Linked DNA regions of Homo sapiens: region 2 is linked to region 1. A link is an interaction called in ENCODE POLR2A ChIA-PET data of the cell type or tissue named here. Cell type or tissue: PC-3. All regions are shown on one strand. Each heading gives the region's core, and the rest is flanking DNA. Links, peaks and the distances in the headings are about the cores only.

Evidence for each region. ChIA-PET counts read pairs that join two places held together with the same protein. Peaks named below come from ENCODE experiments on the same cell type or tissue, not always from the same donor. Only the 100,000 strongest peaks of a DNase experiment are listed, where the experiment ranks them.
Region 2: POLR2A ChIA-PET joins it to region 1 with 13 read pairs; 1 of 35 experiments calls an interaction of 5 or more read pairs at or near these places.

Annotation. Positions count from the first base shown.
Region 1 is chr22:30,775,789-30,778,288 of GRCh38, reverse strand. The region is part of intron 2 of OSBP2 (oxysterol binding protein 2); the gene reads right to left. Among named protein-coding and RNA genes, the nearest start is that of MIR3200, 45 kb to the right of the region's middle. In PC-3, for the core only: no CTCF peak of the experiment used is centred there; no DNase peak of the experiment used is centred there.
Region 2 is chr22:31,202,324-31,209,343 of GRCh38, reverse strand. It overlaps RNF185 (ring finger protein 185), which reads right to left. Exons shown (of 7, transcript NM_152267.4): 7 at 2,325-4,855. The coding sequence ends at 4,758. Among named protein-coding and RNA genes, the nearest start is that of LIMK2, 6.5 kb to the left of the region's middle. In PC-3, for the core only: no CTCF peak of the experiment used is centred there; a DNase peak (open chromatin) is centred at 1,863; H3K27ac peaks cover 316 bases.

The DNA of each region.
Region 1 (2,500 bases), core at 1-2,500:
AGTATGAGCAGGTCCCAAAGAAACAGCAATGGCTAGGATCATGGCATTGTTTTTATTTCACCATGGCCTGGCCAACATGTTGAAACCCCATCTCTACTAAAAAAAAAAAAAAAAAAAAGGGCAAAAATTAGCCGGGCATGCTGGTGCATGCCTGTGGTCCCAGCTACTTGGGAGGTTGAGGCACAAGAATCTCTTGAACCCGGGAGGCAGAGTTGCAGTGAACCGAGATTGCACCACTGCACTCTAGCCTGGGTGACAGAGTGAAACTCTGTCTCAAATAAATAAATAAATAAAATAAGCTCCTTTAATGTCACTATAACATTTTTAATAGCATAGAAAATCAAGTTGAAGTGAATAGTGGAGGATCATTTTTTTCACCAATTCCTTCTTCCTCCCTCTCCTCCAAAAGACAGAGCATCGATTTCCTCCCACTGGCTTCCTGGGCTTCCAGACTGATGAGCACGTGTGTGAACCAGCCCAGCTTCACTAATAGGGCTTTCTGTCTGCCTATTCTCCCCAGCTGCTGCCATCACTCTCCCTGACTGCTCCTGGCCCTCCCTTAGCAGGAGGGCTGCATGCGCTGTCACTGTGGGCACTATGGCATTTTTCTCCAGCATCTGGTTATCAAGCAATGGCCTTGAGCTGCTACTGCATCTGGGAGACCCTCAGTCCAGTGTGACCAGGCATTTCTTTACAGATGGAAGAGTAGTTGTATTAGTCCATTTTCACACTGCTGATAAAGACATATCCAAGACTGGGAGACTTACAAAAGAAAGAGGTTCAATGGACTTACAGCTCCACGTGGCTGGGGAGATCTCACAATCATGGTGGAAGGTAAAAGGCACGTCTCACATGGCAGCAGACAAGAGAAGATAACTTGTGCAGGGAAACACCCCTTTTTAAAAACCATCAGATCTCGTGATACTTATTCACCATCATGAGAACAGAACAGGAAAGACCCGTTCCCATGATTCAACCACTTCCCACCGGGTCCCTCCCACAACATGTGGGAATTCAAGATGAGATCTGAGTGGGGACACAGCCAAACCATATCATCCCACCCCTGGCCCCTCCCAAATCTCATGTCCTCACATTTCAAAACCAATCGAGCCTTCCCAACAGTCCCCCAAAGTCTTAATTCATTTCAGCATTAACTCAAAAGTCCACAGTCCAAAGTCTCATCTGAGACAAGGCAAGTCCCTTCTGCTTATAAGCCTGTAAAATCCAAAGCAAATTAGTTACTTCCTAGATACAATGGGGGTGCAGGCATTGGGTAAATACAGCCATTCCAAATGGGAGAAATTGGCTAAAACAAAGAGGCCACAGGCCCTATACAAGTCAAATCCAGTGGGGCAGTCAGATCTTAAAGCTCCAAAATGATCTCCTTTGACTCCAGGTCTCACATCCAGGTCACGCTGATGCAAGAGGTGGGTTCCCATGGTCTTAGGCAGTAGTGGTACTTTTACTTGAGCTAGGGGAAAGGATTAACGTGAATATTTCCAGGAAGTATCTTCCCTTAACTAAGCCATGCATTTTCTGCCAAGGGGAGTGTAAACTGGAACAACATTGATGGAGGATAACTCAGCAACAGTATCAAAATGTGAAGCATGCACTTGACCCAGCCATCCCTTTTCTAAGAATTTACCCTTAGGAAATAATCACACCAGTTCCAAAAAAAGAAAAGGAAAAAAAAAAAAGTGAGCACAGAAATGCTTGTCCCAGTGCCTTCTGTTGATAGTAGAGAAATATTGCCAACAACCAGAATGCAACTGAATGAACTGGCAAACATTTTCAAAAATGTTTCAGCGAAGTACACTGTATCTATTTAATGAAATATCATGCACCATTAACAGTGATATTTATTAGGCCAGGTGCAGTACTCACACCTATAATCCCAGCATGTTGGGAGGCAGGGGCGGGCAGATCGATTGACCTCAGGAGTTGGAGACCAGCCTGGGCAACATGGTGAAATCCCATCTCCACTAAAAATAAAAAATTAGCCAGGCATGGTGGCATGCACCTGTGGTCCCAGCTACTTTGGAGGCTGAAGTGGGAGGATTGCTTGAGCCCAGAAGGTGGAGGTTGCAGTGAGCTGAGAACACATCACTGCACTCCAGTCTGGGTGACAGAGTGAGACCCTGTCTCAAGAAAAGAAAAATAAAAAAAAAAAAAAGAAAAGAAAAAGAAAAATGAGTCTGGGCACAGTGGCTCACCCCTGTAATCCTAACACTTTGGGAGGCTGAAGTGGGAAGATCACTAGAGGCCAGGAGTTCAAGACCAGCCTGGACAACATGGCAAAACCCCATCTCTACTAAAAATACAAAAATTAGCCAGGTGTGGTGGTGCCTTCCTATAGTCCCACTACTCGGGAGGCTGAGTCAGGAGAATCACTTGAACCTGGGAGGCAGCAAGTTGCAATGAGCAGAGATGGCGCCACTGAACTCCAGCCTGAGCAACAGAGCAAGACACTGTCTCAGAAAAAAAAACAACCTCCCCCCCA
Region 2 (7,020 bases), core at 495-2,994, 430 kb before region 1:
TCTGTACTAAAAATACAAAAAAAATTAGCCGGGCGTGGTGGCGGGCACCTGTAGTCTCAGCTACTTGGGAGGCTGAGGCAGGAGAATTGTGTGAACCCAGGAGGTGGAGCTTGCAGTTAGCCGAGATCCCGCCACTGCACTTCAGCCTGGGCAACAGAGCGAGACTCTGTCACACAAACACACACACAAAAAAACAAAAAATTAGCCAGGCATGATGGCGGGCGCCTGTAGTCCCAGCTACCAAGGAGGCTGAGGCATGAGAATCACTTGAACCCGGGAGACGGGGGCTGTAGTGAGCTGGGATCGCATCACTGCACTCCAGTCTGGGCGGCAAGTGAAACTCTGTCTCAAAAAAAAAAAAAAAAAAAATTCAGAGACAAATAATAGCAATGTATGAAACTGATTTGGATCTCAATTGAAACTACACAAGTTATGAGACAACTAGGGAAATCTGAACAATGTGATTGGATATGATGATTTTAAGAAATTTTTTAAAGGTATTTTGCTTTTTTTTTTTTTTTGAGATGGAGTCTTGCTCTGTCGCCCCGACTGGAGTGCACTGGTGCGATCTCGGCTCACTGCAACCTCTGCCTCCCGGGTTCAAGCGATTCTCCTGCCTCAGTCTCCCGAGTTGCTGAGACTACAGGCGCCTACCGCTACGCCTGGCTAATTTTTTGTATTTTAGTAGAGACGGGGTTTCACTATGTTGCCCAGGTTGGTCTCAAACTCCTGAGCTCTGGCAATCCGCCCGCCTCACCCTCCCAAAGTGCTAGGATCACAGGTGTGTGCCATCGTGCCCGGCATATTTTGCTTGTTTTTAAAATACTTGAGATGCATATCGAAATACTTAATAAATGACATGACTGGGGTTTGTTTCCGAATAGTTCAGACAGTGGGAGAGGAACAGCGTGCGGGAGGTATAGATGCAACAAGACTGATCTGAGTTGATAGTTACTGGAGTTGGGTTATGGCTACATGGAGGCTTTATTGTCCTGTTCTACTACTGTTTTTTTTTTTTTTTCCCCATCGAAAACAAAAACCTAAGGCCGGGCATGGTGGCTTAAACCTGTAATTCCAACACTTTGGGAGGCTGAGGTGGGAGAACCTACTGAGACCGGGAGTTCCAGGCTGCAGTAAGCTGTGATCACACCACTGCACTCTAGCCAGGGCACCCGAGTAAGACCCTGTTTCTAAAAGGGTCTGTTGCCCTGGCTGGAATGCACTAGCATGATCACAACTCACTGCAGCCTTGACCTCCCAGGCTCAGGTGATCTTCCCACCTCAGCCTCCCTCCCGGGTAGCTGGGACCACAAGCATGCACCACTGTGCCTGGCTAATATTTTTTATTTTTGTAGAGATGGAGTCTCCCTGTGTTGCCCAGGCTGGTCTCAAACTCTTGGCCTCAAGCGATCCTCCCACCTCAGCCTCACAAAGTGCTGGGGTTTGTAGGTGTAAGCCACCATGCCTGGCCTAAAATTAAAATCTTTCAAAAAAAAAAAAAAAACCTGGTCTTTTCTCATTGGGCTTATGAGCTCCTGAAGTTCCCTCACCTTTGCATTCCCCACTGTATCTTGGTACTATTCAATTTGATAACTGTTAGATCAAAATCTAAGAGGAAGAAAAAAAGCTCTTTTCAGAGGAATTACTTGTAGCTCTGGCATGTTGGGAAGGCTGAGGCTGGGCCAGATTTGTAACCTCAGCAACATCTTCCATCTCACACTACACCCTGCTACTAAGGAACCTTAGGGAGGGACACACCTTCTGCTCGAGAGAGAGGACTTGGCTGACAGCCCACCTGCCCTGTTACTAAACAGATGGAGAGACGCTGACAGTGAGTAACCTGATTGTTCTAAAGGCTCTGATAAGTGACAAGCTAAGCTCTATTGTGGCAGCTTGTCACTTACGAAGCTCAGGAATGCCATGTACTTGTCAGGACTGGGGCTGCCTGTCAGACAGGTTTTATATTGGGCAAGGCTGTGTATGAAGCCAGGCCTCCAGCCTACATTTATCATCTCTAATTATCAATAGTCGTTTAAAGACTTTCTTTCCTTTTTTTTAAGAGACAGTCTCGCTTTGTCACCCAGGCTGGAGTTCAGTGGCATGATCATAGCTCAATGCAGCCTTGAAACTCAGGGCTCAAGCAATCCTCTTGCCTCAGCCTCCAGAGTAACTAGGACTACAGGCATAAGTCATGCCCAGCTTCTTTGAAGACTTTCGTTCTCAGTGTGACATTACGGAGGATGCACAGGAGCCTCCAGGAGGGCATACCAGTGTGACTACTCCCCACCCACTCGCCCTCCACAACACAGACAAGAAGTCCAAGCTCATAGTAATGTAAAACCATTTGTTTAATTCTAAATCAAATCACTTTCACAACAGTGAAAATTAGTGACTGGTTAAGGTGTGCCACTGTACATATCATCATTTTCTGACTGGGGTCAGGACCTGGTCCTAGTCCACAAGGGTGGCAGGAGGAGGGTGGAGGCTAAGAACACAGAAAACACACAAAAGAAAGGAAAGCTGCCTTGGCAGAAGGATGAGGTGGTGAGCTTGCCGAGGGATGGTGGGAAGGGGGCTCCCTGTTGGGGCCGAGCCAGGAGTCCCAAGTCAGCTCTCCTGCCTTACTTAGCTCCTGGCAGAGGGTGAGTGGGGACCTACGAGGTTCAAAATCAAATGGCATTTGGCCAGCCTGGCTTTACTAACAGGTTCCCAGAGTGCCTCTGTTGGCTGAGCTCTCCTGGGCTCACTCCATTTCATTGAAGAGTCCAAATGATTCATTTTCCTACCCACAACTTTTCATTATTCTTCTGGAAACCCATTTCTGTTGAGTCCATCTGACTTAAGTCCTCTCTCCCTCCACTAGTTGGGGCCACTGCACTGAGGGGGGTCCCACCAATTCTCTCTAGAGAAGAGACACTCCAGAGGCCCCTGCAACTTTGCGGATTTCCAGAAGGTGATAAAAAGAGCACTCTTGAGTGGGTGCCCAGGAATGTTTAAAATCTATCAGGCACACTATAAAGCTGGTGGTTTCTTCCTACCAAGTGGATTCGGCATATGAACCACCTACTCAATACTTTATATTTTGTCTGTTTAAACACTGAACTCTGGTGTTGACAGGTACAAAGGAGAAGAGATGGGGACTGTGAAGAGGGGAGGGCTTCCCTCATCTTCCTCAAGATCTTTGTTTCCATAAACTATGCAGTCATAATTGAGAAAAAGCAATAGATGGGGCTTCCTACCATTTGTTGGTTATTGCTGGGGTTAGCCAGGAGCAGTGTGGATGGCAAAGTAGGAGAGAGGCCCAGAGGAAAGCCCATCTCCCTCCAGCTTTGGGGTCTCCAGAAAGAGGCTGGATTTCTGGGATGAAGCCTAGAAGGCAGAGCAAGAACTGTTCCACCAGGTGAACAGTCCTACCTGCTTGGTACCATAGTCCCTCAATAAGATTCAGAGGAAGAAGCTTATGAAACTGAAAATCAAATCAAGGTATTGGGAAGAATAATTTCCCCTCGATTCCACAGGAGGGAAGACCACACAATATCATTGTGCTGGGGCTCCCCAAGGCCCTGCCACCTGGCTTTACAAATCATCAGGGGTTGCCTGCTTGGCAGTCACATGCTTCCCTGGTTTTAGCACACATACAAGGAGTTTTCAGGGAACTCTATCAAGCCATACCAAAATCAGGGTCACATGTGGGTTTCCCCTTTCCTTGCCTCTTCATAAAAGACAACTTGGCTTCTGAGGATGGTGGTCTTTTGCATGCAGTTGGGCTGACCTGACAAAGCCCCCAGTTTCCTGTGGCAGGTTCTGGGAGAGGATGCATTCAAGCTTCTGCAGCCTAGGGGACAGGGCTGCTTGTTCAGTTATTACTGCCTCGGAGCTCCAAATCCCACCAAAGTCCTGACTCCAGGTCTTTCCTAATGCACAGTAGTCAGTCTCAGCTTCGGCAGTATTCTCGGCTGTATGTTCTCTGGCAGAGAGAGGCAGATGAACATAGTTTTAGGGAGAAAGCTGATGGGAAACCTGTGAGTTAAGCCACATGTCTCACCAGGAATAATTTATGCCAGGAAACCAGGAAGTCATTCAAGTTGTTCTCTGAGGCCAAAGACACTGAGCACAGCCCAGAGCCAATAAAAGATCTTTGAGTCTCTGGTGAATTCACGAAGTGACCCCAGCTTTAGCTACTGCAATTATGATTTTTATGGGACAGCAATTTCTTGCATCTCTACAGAGGAAGAAGAGGGGGAGTGGGAGGGGAAGGAAAGAGAACAGAGCGGCACTGGGATTTGAAAGGGGAACCTCTCTATCTGAGGAGCCCCCACTGGCTTCAGAAGCAACTTACCAAGGGGTATTTAAAGACATGAAAATTTCCAGAAATACCATTTGGTGCATCCCTTTGTTTCTGTAATATTAAACTCAGGTGAAATTATACTCTGACAGTTTCTCTCTTTCTGCCTCTTCCCTCTGCAGAGTCAGGACCTGCAGAACTGGCTGAAACAAGATTTCATGGTGTCACCCATGAGAGATGACTCAATGCCAAGGCCTGAAGTTATAGAGTGTTTACAGCGGTGGCGATATTCAGGGGTCATCGCCAACTGGTCTCGAGTTCCAAAGCTCTGATGAAGAAACAAGACTCCTTGATGTGTTACTGATCCCACTGATTCCAGGAGTCAAGATTAGCCAGGAAGCCAAACACCAGGAGTTGGGGTGGCACGTCACCAGTCCAGAGCCCTGCCACGGATGTAGGCAGGAGCCCAGCATTAGGCAATCAGGAGCCAGAACATGATCACCAGGGCCACAAATAGGAAGAGGCGTGACAGGAACTGCTCGTCCACATACTGGGGTGTCCCAGGGACAGCTGGAGAGACAGAAAGGAGAAAACAGGCTATTAGAACACTGCAGCTATGCACACTGCCCACTCAGGCCAGAAGTTGACAGCATCAATCTTTATCTCTTTACAACATCAGAATCCTACACACAAAAAGATTTCTTTTTTTTTTTTTTGAAATGTAGTCTCGCTCTGTTGCCCAGGCTAGAGTGCAGTGGCACGATCTCAGCTCACTGCAACCTCCGCTTCCCAGGTTCAAGCGATTCTCCTGCCTCAGCCTCCTAAGTAGCTGGGATTACAGGTGTGCGCCACCAAGCCTGGCTAATTTTTGTATTTTTAGTAGAGACGGGGTTTCACCATGTTGGTCAGGCTGGTCTCGAACTCCTGACCTTGTGATCCGCCTGCCTCAGCCTCCAAAAGTGCTGGGATTACAGGCATGAGCCACCATGCCTGGCCTTTTTTTTTTTTTTTCTTTTTGAGGTGGAGTTTTGCTCTTGTTGCCCAGGCTGGAGTGCAATGGCACGATCTCGGCTCACTGCAACCTCCACCTCCTAGGTTCAAGCGATTCTGCTGCCTCAGCCTCCTGAGTAGCTGGGATTACAGGCACGCACCACCACACCCGGCTAATTTTTTTTTTGTATTTTTAGTAGGAACAGGGTTTCACCATGTTAGCCAGGCTGGTCTCAAACTCCTGACCTCAGATGATCCGCCCACCTCAGCCTCCCAAAGCGTTGGCATTACAGGCATGAGCCATCGCGCCCAGCCAAAAAAAATTTCTAAACCCCAAATAATATCAGGCAAAATGAAACTATGTGGAACAATAACAATAAGGACAAGACACGGTCCAATTTATCATAAAAGGTTTGGCCTGCACATGCAAATAAACCAGGTGATTAACAGGAAACTCTTGCAGGAAATAATGAAAGCAAGCCTACTATTTGTTAAGTATCTTCTATCTGCTAAGTGTTTTGTACATGTTATTATTTGGTGGATATTATTATTTCCATTTTGAGTAGGAAGCAGCTGAAACATAGGTTTGAGGTGACCTGTTCAAGATTGAAAGGCTCAGAAATTAGTGGCAGAGCTCTGCAGCCTCTCCACACACTGCCTCTCAAGGGCCCCACAGGGATTGCCTTCCTTTTCCAGAAGAGAACTAGGATCCAGACAGGCAAAATGACTTGTTTTTCAAGGTAGAGGCAGAACTGGGGTGAGAACCTAAGTCTCCACTCCTCTCTGCTTTAGGAAAAGCTACCATTTAGAGCTCCCTGTCCTGACTTTGGGGGAAGGAGGATAAAAGAATCTGTGTCCAGGATGGGCAAATTGTACCAAGCATGACAAGGGAAAACTGTGACTGTGGCAGGGGGATAAAGTAATCCAGAGTCTAGCCTGGCTGTGGAACTCTGCTTAGCTGGGGAATCCAAGGTTAGCCTTCGACCAGGTTAGAAGGATGCAAGCTATCAGGCAGGTTCTTGCTGGCTTCACAGGAATTTGCCCTTTCTTCAGGGCAGAGTACACCCTATCTTTTGGGGTATACTTCCTCTGAAAAACAAATGTGAACAGAGGATAAACCTTCAAGGCAGATAAAGTAAGAAAGGGCATCCCCAGGGCCGGGCGCGGTGGCTCACGCCTGTAATCCCAGCACATTGGGAGGCCCAGGCGGGCGGATCACGAGGTCAGGAGATCGAGACCATCCTGGCTAACACAGTGAAACCCTGTCTCTACAAAAAAATACAAAAAAATTAGCCAGGCGTGGTGGCAGGCGCCTGTAGTCCCAGCTACTCGGGAGGCTGAGGCAGGAGAATGGCGTAAACCTGGGAGGTGGAACTTGCAGTGAGCCGAGATTGTGCCACTGCACTCCAGCCTGGGGGACAGAGCGAGACTCCATCTCAAAAAAAAAAAAAAAAAAAAAAAGGCATTCCCAAGATATCTTGGTGCTGAGATTCCTCAGCTAGATGCTCTGATGGATTCACGAAGACAGACAGGCAGGCAGGCAGGCAGTCAAGAAAGACTTATAGATCACCTGCTGTGTACCAAGGACCAGGGTGGGGATGAGAATAACTGGGATGACCCAGTTACCATCTTTAGGGCATAAGCTCTTGGCGTGAACCACACAATGGTCACTTCTGTACCATATGCTGTGTCCAGTGCACATGAAGCTCCAACAAGTGCAGGCAGAGCTCAACCGATCATGGCAT